Regions from separate parts of the Homo sapiens genome. Here region 2 is linked to region 1. Evidence: chromatin loops called from intact Hi-C (ENCODE). Cell type or tissue: GM12878. All regions are shown on one strand. Links, peaks and the distances in the headings refer to the core of each region. The heading gives the core; the rest is flanking DNA. Region 1 holds the start of BCAT1-AS1 (BCAT1 antisense RNA 1). Region 2 holds the start of LOC124902897.

Evidence for each region. Peaks named below come from ENCODE experiments on the same cell type or tissue, not always from the same donor. Only the 100,000 strongest peaks of a DNase experiment are listed, where the experiment ranks them.
Region 2: it touches region 1 in a loop (3.0-fold over the local background); 1 of 110 quality-filtered maps calls a loop at or near these places.

The regions. Positions count from the first base shown.
Region 1 is chr12:24,819,743-24,825,126 of GRCh38, forward strand. All of the region lies in intron 10 of BCAT1 (branched chain amino acid transaminase 1), which reads right to left. BCAT1-AS1 (BCAT1 antisense RNA 1) reads left to right here and starts at 116. Exons shown (of 4, transcript XR_007063245.1): 1 at 116-205; 2 at 2,038-2,197. RefSeq lists enhancers at 2,258-2,457, 2,848-2,897. In GM12878, for the core only: no CTCF peak of the experiment used is centred there; DNase peaks (open chromatin) are centred at 2,239, 2,609, 3,019 and 4,189; H3K4me3 peaks cover 370 bases; H3K27ac peaks cover 3,390 bases.
Region 2 is chr12:24,703,190-24,708,573 of GRCh38, forward strand. LOC124902897 reads left to right here and starts at 1,280. Exons shown (of 5, transcript XR_007063242.1): 1 at 1,280-1,567. It overlaps LOC105369698 (a long non-coding RNA gene), which reads right to left and starts at 2,482. Exons shown (of 3, transcript XR_001749046.2): 1 at 2,157-2,482. It also overlaps the pseudogene RN7SL38P. In GM12878, for the core only: no CTCF peak of the experiment used is centred there; a DNase peak (open chromatin) is centred at 2,712; H3K4me3 peaks cover 383 bases; H3K27ac peaks cover 675 bases.

The DNA of each region.
Region 1 (5,384 bases), core at 210-5,209:
ATGGGTCTACCTACCACCTGGTAGTTTACATGCAAAGGGGAATAAAGGAAGCCAAATGACTGTAAGTTTCTTGCATAATCCACACCAGAAAGCATTGCCTACAGACTGTAACTGCCCGCTATTGACTCTGTTGCTTCATGATGAATGCTGGATGAAACATCTTCAAATTCTACCTGATTTATGTATGATGTCAACATGACTTAAGGTAAGGGCAAAATATGTGTTTTATTTTCCTTACTTGGATTCCCATTAATATATTAAACACTTTCACCATTAATAACAGTTCATTGGCATTTTAGCAGATCTACAGAACTGTGATTCATGACTACTGTCACTTCATCTTGAATTTCATCAGTTAAAGTAAATTTGCTTTCAATTAGTTGTTTTAGTTTTATAAATGATCAAAAATCAATTTTGATTACAATGACAGTCGTAGGCCACATATCACTCTGCGAACCTGCATAATATGCACTAAGCTTTACTCTTCTCATTCTGTAATTTATGCTTTTATGTAAAATCATAGCATTCTGAGAAGTGCCCAAGAAATGTGATATTACAGGTAATTCATAATGTCTAGAAGTAGGCATTTAGTAATCAGATTTTCCATTTGGCTGATGGATAATGCAATTTAATTTTTCAAGGGAAAATAATTCTAAGTAGAGATGGCAGATTTAAGCAGAAATAGAAATTATATTATTTCCTTAAGAGTAAGTAAGTATACATAGAGGGAGGGAAAAGAGAAAACATGTCTTCATGGACTAGGATGTCATTATACTCTTGTCATTATACTCTTGTCATTGTCATTACAAAACAACAGTGCAGGCTCACACCTTCAATGTTTGGTAGGGCGGCTGTAAGTCACACTTACTTAGTTTTGTTCACTGGAATCAGAGATGGTGTCAAAGCAACGTGGCAAGTCAGGTCGAGCCTGCGGGATGGTATTTTGAGCCCATGTGGAAGACTTAATGAAATGTGCAGAATTTTAATCTTTTGCAAATTCCAGCGAGAACACTAAACTAAAACACGACTAATGACAAGTTCATTACCTCACATTCGAGGTACATAAGGCAGATAATTTCATACGGCTTTGCTAAATGCCTTTAAATTCCTGGCAAAACAAAAGCACAACCTGCATGTCATGCAGTCACTCTACGCAACGCCAATAAAACTATAGTCAGTGCTGCCTACCAGGTAGCAATCTGTCATTCTTGCTCTAAACCCTATTGAAAGGCTGTGCAAAGCTTTGTAATCCTGTAACACGTGGAGGAGGATGTGCTGGAAACAGAAGGGGCTGGGAAGCTGGTCCAGGGACTGAGTCACACGAGGGCAGTCTGGAAACAAAGTTTGTATGCACACGGAGGACAGCTTAAGACATTGGTAGGGAAGGGGGTGGAGCCTTTAACTTCTTATGTAACTAAGTCATGGAGCTGCTCCATTGAAAACAAGAAAAATACAATAACCACTAATAGTCATTTGTCCTTGAAAACTGTAGCCACTAGTGAGAACATAGATTTTTTTAATTCTATCTGGTGACCTGCAATCAATACAGATCCTGCTCCTATCTCATTCAAGCTGCCCCTTTCCTATGCTTCAGATGTCCATCTCTGGATCTTTGCAGTCGCTGCTTCCCACTTTATGGAGCTTCAACAGCAGCAATGCTGATTATTCACACATGCTCCCCCTGATACTTAAAAGCCAGGCTCTAGCTTTTATGTGATTATTTGTTGACAGCAGTGTCAACATGTATCTCATTTTGAAAAAAATCTAAATCAAGATCTCTTAAGAAATAATTTGATATTATTCAAGACCTTCCTCCCATCTCTTCTCGGAATGTGTTAATATACAAGAGCAATACATGTTTTGCTCTTTAGTATTTGTTTGGTGTTTCACTTGCCCATTCACTCCTTCAAGAAACATTACTGCATACGCATTATACCCTAGGCTCTGTGCTGAACACTGGAGGTATAAAGAGAGTGAACGATTCAAACAGCCCCAGAGCAGAGAGAAGTGCATGACTAATTATAATGTAATTTAAAGGCCTTACGGGATCATCCCCAGCACTGTGAAACTGGAGGAAGAAGCAGCATTCAAGTGAGTGAATGTGTATTTGGACTGAGCAAAGGGAATATTCTTCAAGAGAGATTCAAAAGGCTTCTGAACGAGATGAGTCATAAAGGACAGCCAAGGCCTTATCCAGGTGAGCAATTTCTAGAAGGTGCAGCAAAACCTGGAGGCATCAGAGAGCAGAACACAACTGCAGAACAGAGGACCCCAAGTGGCAGAGGCAAAGGTGAGTATGATGGTGAGTAACTGGAACAGTAAGGAATTTAACAGTAGAGAAAAGAAACACGTCGACAACACGGCCAATGCTCTCCAAGTTTAAGTTTGGTTAAATATAAACACAGACGTGCTTTTCTTTGTTGCTTTAAAAGAAGAAAAAGGAAAAACGAAACTGTCATTTGAAAAATTCTTCTCTTAGGAGGTATTTATAGAGCAATCTAAGACCCAGGGAGTTATGTGGACAATTAGCTAAATGGGATGAATACTTAACCTCAGAGATTATTACTCATATGCAGAAGTACAGAAGTTGAAAAGTCAAATCTGTGGTTATGAGGGAATTTTTCCCCTGAGCCATACTGGCAAGAATCTTGAAGGTTTTTTCGGTGGCTGTTGTTGGCCTCTTCTTCAATTTATCAGAGCACTTTGTAGAAAACATCCATGCTCCCATGTCATGCCAAAAGTAATGAAATGTAAAACATGATGCAATTCTATGCTTTTTCCTTAATAATTACTGAAATTTATTTTTCTTGGAGAAACAGACAATCTAGGAGCTTAGCTGACAGCCTCAATTTGCCATCTTGTAAGAGTAATTTTGAGACTTTAAGTTCCATGCACATAGGCATGAGATAACTGAGACGTGCTCTTCAATTCTGAAGGGATGGTCCTTTGTTACTAAACAATTTGTAGCACATTTGGTAGTTCTGGTTTGTGGTTAGTTCAGAACCACTGTTTCCACCTGTCCTGTGATTGCATGCCTTTGTTTCTTTGTTTAGTATGAGGTTCTGAATATATCATTTAGTTTTTTGTGTTAACTACCATTATACTTTACTACCAACGGTGAAAAAAGAAATTATTCATTTCTTATTGGCCATAAGCACTAATTTATAGAGGGAGTATATAAAGTTAGGGAGAAAAGGTTTTTTCCCCGTCTCCCATCCTCTGCTTAAACTATATATTTTACTTTTAAACTTTTTTACATGGTCTCACATTTACACTGAATATTTGTTTTGACTTTTTTTTTTTTTTCATTTGTTTTGACTTCTTTTTTTTTCAGATGGGGTCTCACTCTGTTGCCCAGGCTGGAGTGCAGTGGTGCTATCATGGCTGACTGCAGCCTCAACCTCCCTAGGCTTAAGGCATCTTCCCACCTCAACCTGTAGCTGGGACTACAGACATGTGACACCATGCCCGATTAATTTGTTTGTTTGTTTGTTTGTTTGTTTGCATTTTTTTGTAGAGACAGGGATTTGCCATGTTACCAGGCTGATCTCAAACTCCTGGGCTCAAGCAATTCTCACGTCTCAGTCTCCCAAAGTGTTGGGATTACAGGCGTAAGCCACCATGCCTGGCCACCTTCTTCATTTTTTTGCCCCCTTTTTCTTGAGTAAACCACCAGTACCTAGAATAGCCCCTGCATATGGCTTGCACTCAATATACACATTAAAGAGTTAAACAAGAACATTTACTTTAGTCACTAACATTCTGATATGGTTTGAATTTGTGTCCCCACCCAAATCTCATGTGGAATTGTAATCCCCCATGTTGGAGGAAGGGCCTGGTGTCAGGTAATTGCATCATGGGAGCAAACCTCCCCCTTGCTGTTCTCATGATAGTGAGTGAGTTCTAAGGAGATCTGTTTGTTTTAAAAAGTGAGTGGCACCTCCCACCCTCCCTCTCCTCCTCCTGTTCCCACCATGTAATATGTACTGGCTTCCCCTTTGCCTTCCGCCATGACTGTAAGTTTCCTGAGGCCTCCCCAGCCATGTCTCCTGTATGGCCTGCAGAACTGAGCGTCAATAAAACCTCTTTTCTTTACAAACTACCCAGTCTCAGGTAGTTCGTTACAGCAGTGTGAGAACAGACTACTACATATCCTTTTGGCTTCTATAATCTTACTTTTAAAAATGCTCTTTCTGAGAACTTTGGTAATGGTTTCCCATCTTACCCCAAAATTGTGTGTTTGGGCTTCTCTTTCAGTCACTTTCAGGTTTGAATGCACATATTTTGTCACCATTTCAATTTTGATGAGTTGCATTTCTGCTTTTGCCTCCTAGAGTTTCCTTCCTCAGTGAAAGCTTCATGATCATGTCTGCCAAACACCTCCACTTAGATCTTTATACCAATTCAATAGAGTTCAATTTTTCTCAGCCTAGTGACTACGTTTTCCTTTTCTATTAATCCTTTACAGCCAAATCAAATGAGTTTACATTTCCTTCCTTCCTTCCTTCCTTCCTTCCTTCCTTCATTCCCTCCCTCCCTCCCTCCCTCCCTCCCTCCCTCCTTCCTTTCGAGACAGGGTCTCTTTCTACAGTGAAGGCTGGAGTGGAGTGCTGTGGCACAATCATAGCCCACTGCAGTCTCACATTCCTGGCCTCAAGTGTTCCTCCTGCCTCAGCCTCCTGAGTAGCTGGAACTACAGGTGTGTGCCACCACACTTGCTATTTTTTTTGGTTGTTTTGTGGAGACTGGGTCTTACTATGTTGCCTAGGCTCGTCTTGAAGTACTAGCCTCAAGTATTGTTCCTGCATCAGCCTCCCAAAGTTTTAGGATTACAGGAATGAGCCATCATGCCCACCTAAATGTTTTTATTTCATACAATCTCCAAGAGGTAACCCTGAAATCTTATTTGGTGTATTAACTGCTACAGAATGTACAATTTGTTTAAGAAAATACTGTATAATTTGTTCAAGAAAATTTTCCAAAAGGGTCTTTCTTTCTTATCACTATGGGCACACTTCTCTTAAAAATTTCTAAACTCCTGATTTTTAAAATTTTAATTAAGATAAAATACACATATATAATTTACCATCTTTACAATTTTTAAATGTTCAGTTTAATGGTAATAAATACATTTATATTCTTGTTTTTTTCCTTTATCCTCTACTTCCCACTCCCCTTCTCGGCCTCTGGTAACCTCTAATCTACTCTCTGTCTTCATAGGATCTACTTTTTTAGCACCTGCATGAGAACATGTGATGTTTGTCTTTCGGTCCCTCGCTTATTTCACTTAACAAAATGGCCTCCAGTTCCATACATGTTGCTGCAAATGACAGGATTTCATTCTTTTTTATGGCTGAATAGTACCACATTGTGTGTGTGTGTGT
Region 2 (5,384 bases), core at 64-5,063, 120 kb before region 1:
ACCTGCTCCTACCTTGCCTTCCACCATGAGTAAAAGCTTCCTGGAGCCTCCCGAGAAACTGAGCAGATGCCGGCACCATGGCTATGTAGCCTGCAGAACTGTGAGCCAATAAAGCCTCTTTTCTTAATTGAAATACCTAATCTCTACTGTTTCTTTATAGCAATACAAAAACGGTCTAGCACAATCTTTTAAATTTCTGTCTCTTTTAGTGTACCTTCCATGCACCAAATTCTTCTCAGGAAAATGCTGGATCAATAATGTGAATTTTATTCTCCTATATCTAGTCAAATAAGCATAACTGAAGAAAAAATTACCATGCAGATGTGAACCACTACAAATATATTTTTCCAGCTTCAACTGGTTCCTCAGTGCTGTGCATGAATTCTTGATGTGTTCTTAGCTATGGTCTCTTCACCTCACTTATTGAGTGAATGAAAGCATTTGCTTTCATTCCTCTCATTTCAAATATGAGGGCTGATATTTGTGAGATTTCTCTCACTTTCTGAAGAACATCTTGCTTTGTTACTTACTTATAAAAGGGAAAGAATCTGTCATAAATTGGCCCAAATGTCCCCCCAACATATCAACAGATCTACATTCACCCATCCTTACCTCTTCTGTCCACTCTCAGAGGATGAGGTGCTCTGCTGTTCAAGGCCTGTCCCTCCATCTGTCCCCTTGACCCTGGCTTCCCATAACTTATCTGGGATTTCACTCCATCAGTTCTCTCACCCTCTCATTTTCAGCCCACCTCATTATTGGCCCTGCATTCAGCTAATCAATACGCTCAAATTATCTCCCATCCTAAAAATAAAACCAAAAGTCTCTTTCAGTTGGCTGCCATATTCTCTCTTCCAAATTTCTGTAAATTAAAAGTAGTCTGTGTTTCTCCCCCAAACGACTCTCTTTAATCTCTGGATCTTCTGACCCACCACTTTGCTGAAAATTTGGCCATAAATAACTCCCCTTCTTACAGTCTTTTTGGATATTTCCTATCCTTAGTGAATCATTGTGCTGTGCTTGATGCTTGTTGCCCCCTCTTCCCTTCTCCCTTGGTAACTGAGGTAACAGCAGGGGAAAAGTTTGCCCAAGGAGAATGTCGATTGAAAAGAGAAGAAGCCCAAAGGTGAAAACTTAGGTGAAGTGAACATTTTAAAAAGCAGGAGCCTATGATTGAAGAACTTTAAATTTAGAGGAAATGGTCAGATGACAAGAGAAAAACCAAGAGATGATGTCGTGGAAGCTAGAGGAGAAAAGGAGAGGGATCAATGTGCCCAGCAATTTCTTCAAGGCAATAGGCTGCGCAAGAGACTGGCAGTTAGGAGCCTCGTGCTCTTGGCTCACTTCATAGCCATCTAGTTCTGTGGCCTACCAGTTCTCATCCTTTGAATTCTTAGGTTAGACGAGAAGATACATGAGATCTCTAAATCTTCAGGTTTAAACGTAGATGTCTTTCACTACACCAGAGTAAATAGCTTATTCAATATTCATTTTATGATCGTTATTGGACTTCGGCTTCCTACTGCCTTTCAAATAGGCCATCGCAAGATTTTGTCCAGTAGTAACGGTAAGCATTGCGGCATCTTTACTTATCTTCCATGCTCAAACAAACCAGCCATCTGGGCATTCTCAGCCATAGAGCCTCTTACTGTTTTGAGTCACTACCTTCTAAAGGTTGTACTGGTTTTATCCCAATCTCTACCAAAATAAATGCATGAGCCAAAGAAACTGGCTCATGTGTTATGAATAGATTTGTTCTCTGTAAATATAACTTCAAAAATACTATGAAAAAAGTATATGTATTTAGGTTCAGGAATTCCAGAACTGGGTACTTTGCTTTTTCACCCTTCATTTTTCTTTTTTCTGAAAGATTTCATCTCAGACTTATAAATGGAAACAAAACACCTTGGGAAAAGAAAGAAGTAGTATTGATTAATTTCTTCTATATATTATTCTAGCCCCCTTTAGTCAGAAAATAGCTAAGAGTACTGTTCTTTTGGCATTTGGAGTAAAACTAGTTCCTAACATTCTTTTTTGAGTGAACTTATATCTCAGACACCAAGGAACAAATGAGAAGTGTAAAAACAGCACTGCCTCTACCAACTCCCACTATTTTTCTGTCTTGAAACACTTTTTAAAAGTTCAATATAAATTACCTGACAATGGCATTTGCAGCTGTGGCAAGGTGATGGGAAGTGGATTTCTTTTGCCAAGTTTCCTTTGAGGGGTGCCGGTAGCAGTCCTTTCTAACTCTGTGGTTATACCCGGTGCAGCACAGATAGTCTCCAGGAACTGTTAATCCTTTCCTTGCAGCAAATTTACAGTGGCAGCCAAGGAAAACAGAAATCAATGTGACTTGATGGGAAGAAGGAGATGATTGCCAACTGGAAGATGGCAGTGGAAAGATAAACTTTTACAAAAGAAATAGATCTAACTTGTCAGGAAAGCATGCACCTGTATGAAAATTCATGAAGCAATGTGTAGAAATGCGATGATGAGTTGGGTGATGATAAAAGGAGAGAGAAATAGAATTGATATTGTCATGGAAGTCAGCTTTACACTAAATGGCCAGAGAGGAGATGCATAGTGTTTTCTGAATATAGCCAATAATACTGACACAGAACAGGATCCAGAAGTGATGGGGGTAGGGCCGAGGCTTTATCTACACAGCTGCTGAAAGTTTCATTCTGCTAAAAGCATGTATCTGGTAAATTCTTGACTCGCTTTACTAATAGTTTCATCTCTCAGATGTTTGAGGAAGTGATAAGGGGAACTGCAACTTAACTATGAATTTCAGGGAAGGGCTAGATGATGATGCGTCAGGGACAGGAAATTTGTGAGATATTTACCCCTATATTTTGGAGATTTGTAAGAGTGAGCAGTGGGAATTCTGGGAAGAGTCAGAAAGCCACTTCGGCCTTCAGGAAAACAGATTTCAAAGAAACCAGACAGAAATTTTTCACATTTTTTAAAAGGAATGTAGCTCAAGAGGGAAGGGCAATTCTAAAAGTGAGGAGAGAAGAGAAAGTCTAACAAAGCAGTTATAACTTCCAATATAAAAAAGAATTCTTTAAAATTTTTGAGCTTTAAAGAAACAATAGGTATTTATTTATTAGTGAACTCCCCAGTCACTGGAAACAAACTAATTCCACACAGTTGCCTCTAAATAATGGAATCAAGGGGATTTTTATATAGCATGGGAATTTGAACTATATCAAATGTATGTGTACCTTGATTCTTCTGGCAGACTGGAGAAGCCTGTGGATCTCTTCTCTTAATAATGATTTTAAATGTAGAGAATTACAAAAAAGTTACATTGAAATACAGCTATCTAAATTTTAAAAATAAATTCGTGATATAATAATGTATGCATATCCTCATTAATGCATTAAATAATAAGATCTAGTATCAGGTCTAATAACTATTGTAATTTTGAGTAGCACAGAGTGTAAATATCATTTCAAGATACCAAAAACAAATTTGATGAGATGTGAAAATATTTCAGTCACAGGTGCCATGAATACTACTGACATTTTTTACCTAAATTAATAGTTTAAGAAAACACTATGGTACAGTTAGACATTTGTATAAAGATGTAGCTGGGCATGGTGGCATGTGCCTGTAGTCCCAGTTACTTGGGAGGCTGAAGCAGGAGGAACCCTTGAGCCCAAAAGTTCTGGGCTGTAGTGAGCTATGCCAGTTGAGTGTCTGCACTAAGTTCAGCATCAGTATGGTAACCTCCTGTTAGCGGGGCCTACGGGGCTGGCAAAGGAGGGGTGAATGGACCCAGGTCGGAAGCAGAGCAGGTCATAACTCCGGTGCTGATCAGTAGTTGGATCGCCTGTGAATAGCCACTGCACTCCAGCCTGGGCAACATAGCAAGACCCTATTGTTAAAATATATATACATATTTTTTCTATCCAAGTTCATAGATACCCTGAATTCTATCCAGAAAAGCCTGAATTCTACCCAAGGAACCATGAGATTCTACTAAAGTGACTGCATATGAAATTTCACTGGATTCCCATTTCCTGTAGAGAAAAAAACAAATTTTAGAATTGCAAAATAGGTCTTCAATGTGGTGCTTGAGGAATGGAACTCTGGAACCAGTTTGCCTAGGTTCAAATCTCATTTCAGCTGCCTAGCTTTGTGATCTAGAGCAAATTACTTAAATTCTTAATGCCTCAGTTTTCATATATGTAAAATGGGAGAAATTGTAGTATTCATCTCATTGGGTTTGTCTGAAGTTTCAGTGAAATAATTATTGTGTTGTCATTAGCTATTACTAACACTGATGTAATCTTATTTATCACTTTACCCACCCTCTATCTCTAGCCTGTGCTTAGACATGCTAAGCTAACTGCAATTGCACAAACACACCGACATTGTTTCACCCCTCCATGCCCTCACTCATGTTACTCCTTCTGCCTGAAGAATTGGTGGTAAATCTTTTGCAACACCTTCCCTTCCTTGCATCTACCCCTGTACCTTAAAATCCATCAATCCAATCTGGCAACACTTCTATGAAGTCATTTTACCTCATTCAGAGCAAACTGACCAATTTCTTCTTTGGGTTTTATCATGCTTCTTCTGACCAGCAAATTTTGATCTGTATTAACCCTGGCAGATAACAGATTAACAGATAGGTCTAGCACCCGGGAGAGCAGTCAGGGCTGGACATATAAATTTGGGAGTTATTAGCATGTTAACTTATAGGTGGTAAAGACTTGGGACTGAATGTGATATTCTAGCAATAATGCAGGAAAGGAAGAAAAGAGAGTTAAGTGCCTGGCACATAAGGCACCATACATGTCTGTATGTTGATCATAGCCAATGCTGTCTTTATGTACTTTTGTTACTTTTTCTTCTCAACGAGCATACACTGCTCAAGGATAAGAACCAGGATTTGATGATGAAGACCTTATGACAAAGCTAAAGCCAGGTGTGCAGTGCAGTTCTCACAAATGGATGGATAGGTGGACAGGTGGATGAATGAGTGGATGAATTGATGAGTGCATAGTATAATAGTAGAGGGTTTTCAGCATTCATATCAAGACAGAGGTCAAACTAGCTATGCTGACAGAAAACCAAACAAAAATGATTTAATCTCTCAAATGATTCACATGTAACTGGAATCTTGGCCCTGCTTTTCTCATGAATTGCCCTTCAGGTATATGCCTTCTTGTTGGAACTATTTCTAACTTACTGGGTTGCTGTGGAAATCAAATGAGAGAATGTATAATATAATGCTTTATGAAATGTAAAGAGCTATACATATGTAAATAATTAAACTATGTAATTTGAAAGATGCTCTCTCAAAATATCTCCTACCATATTGCCTTTCCTGGCACAATCTGCCCCACAGTGCCTATCTGGTCAGAGTT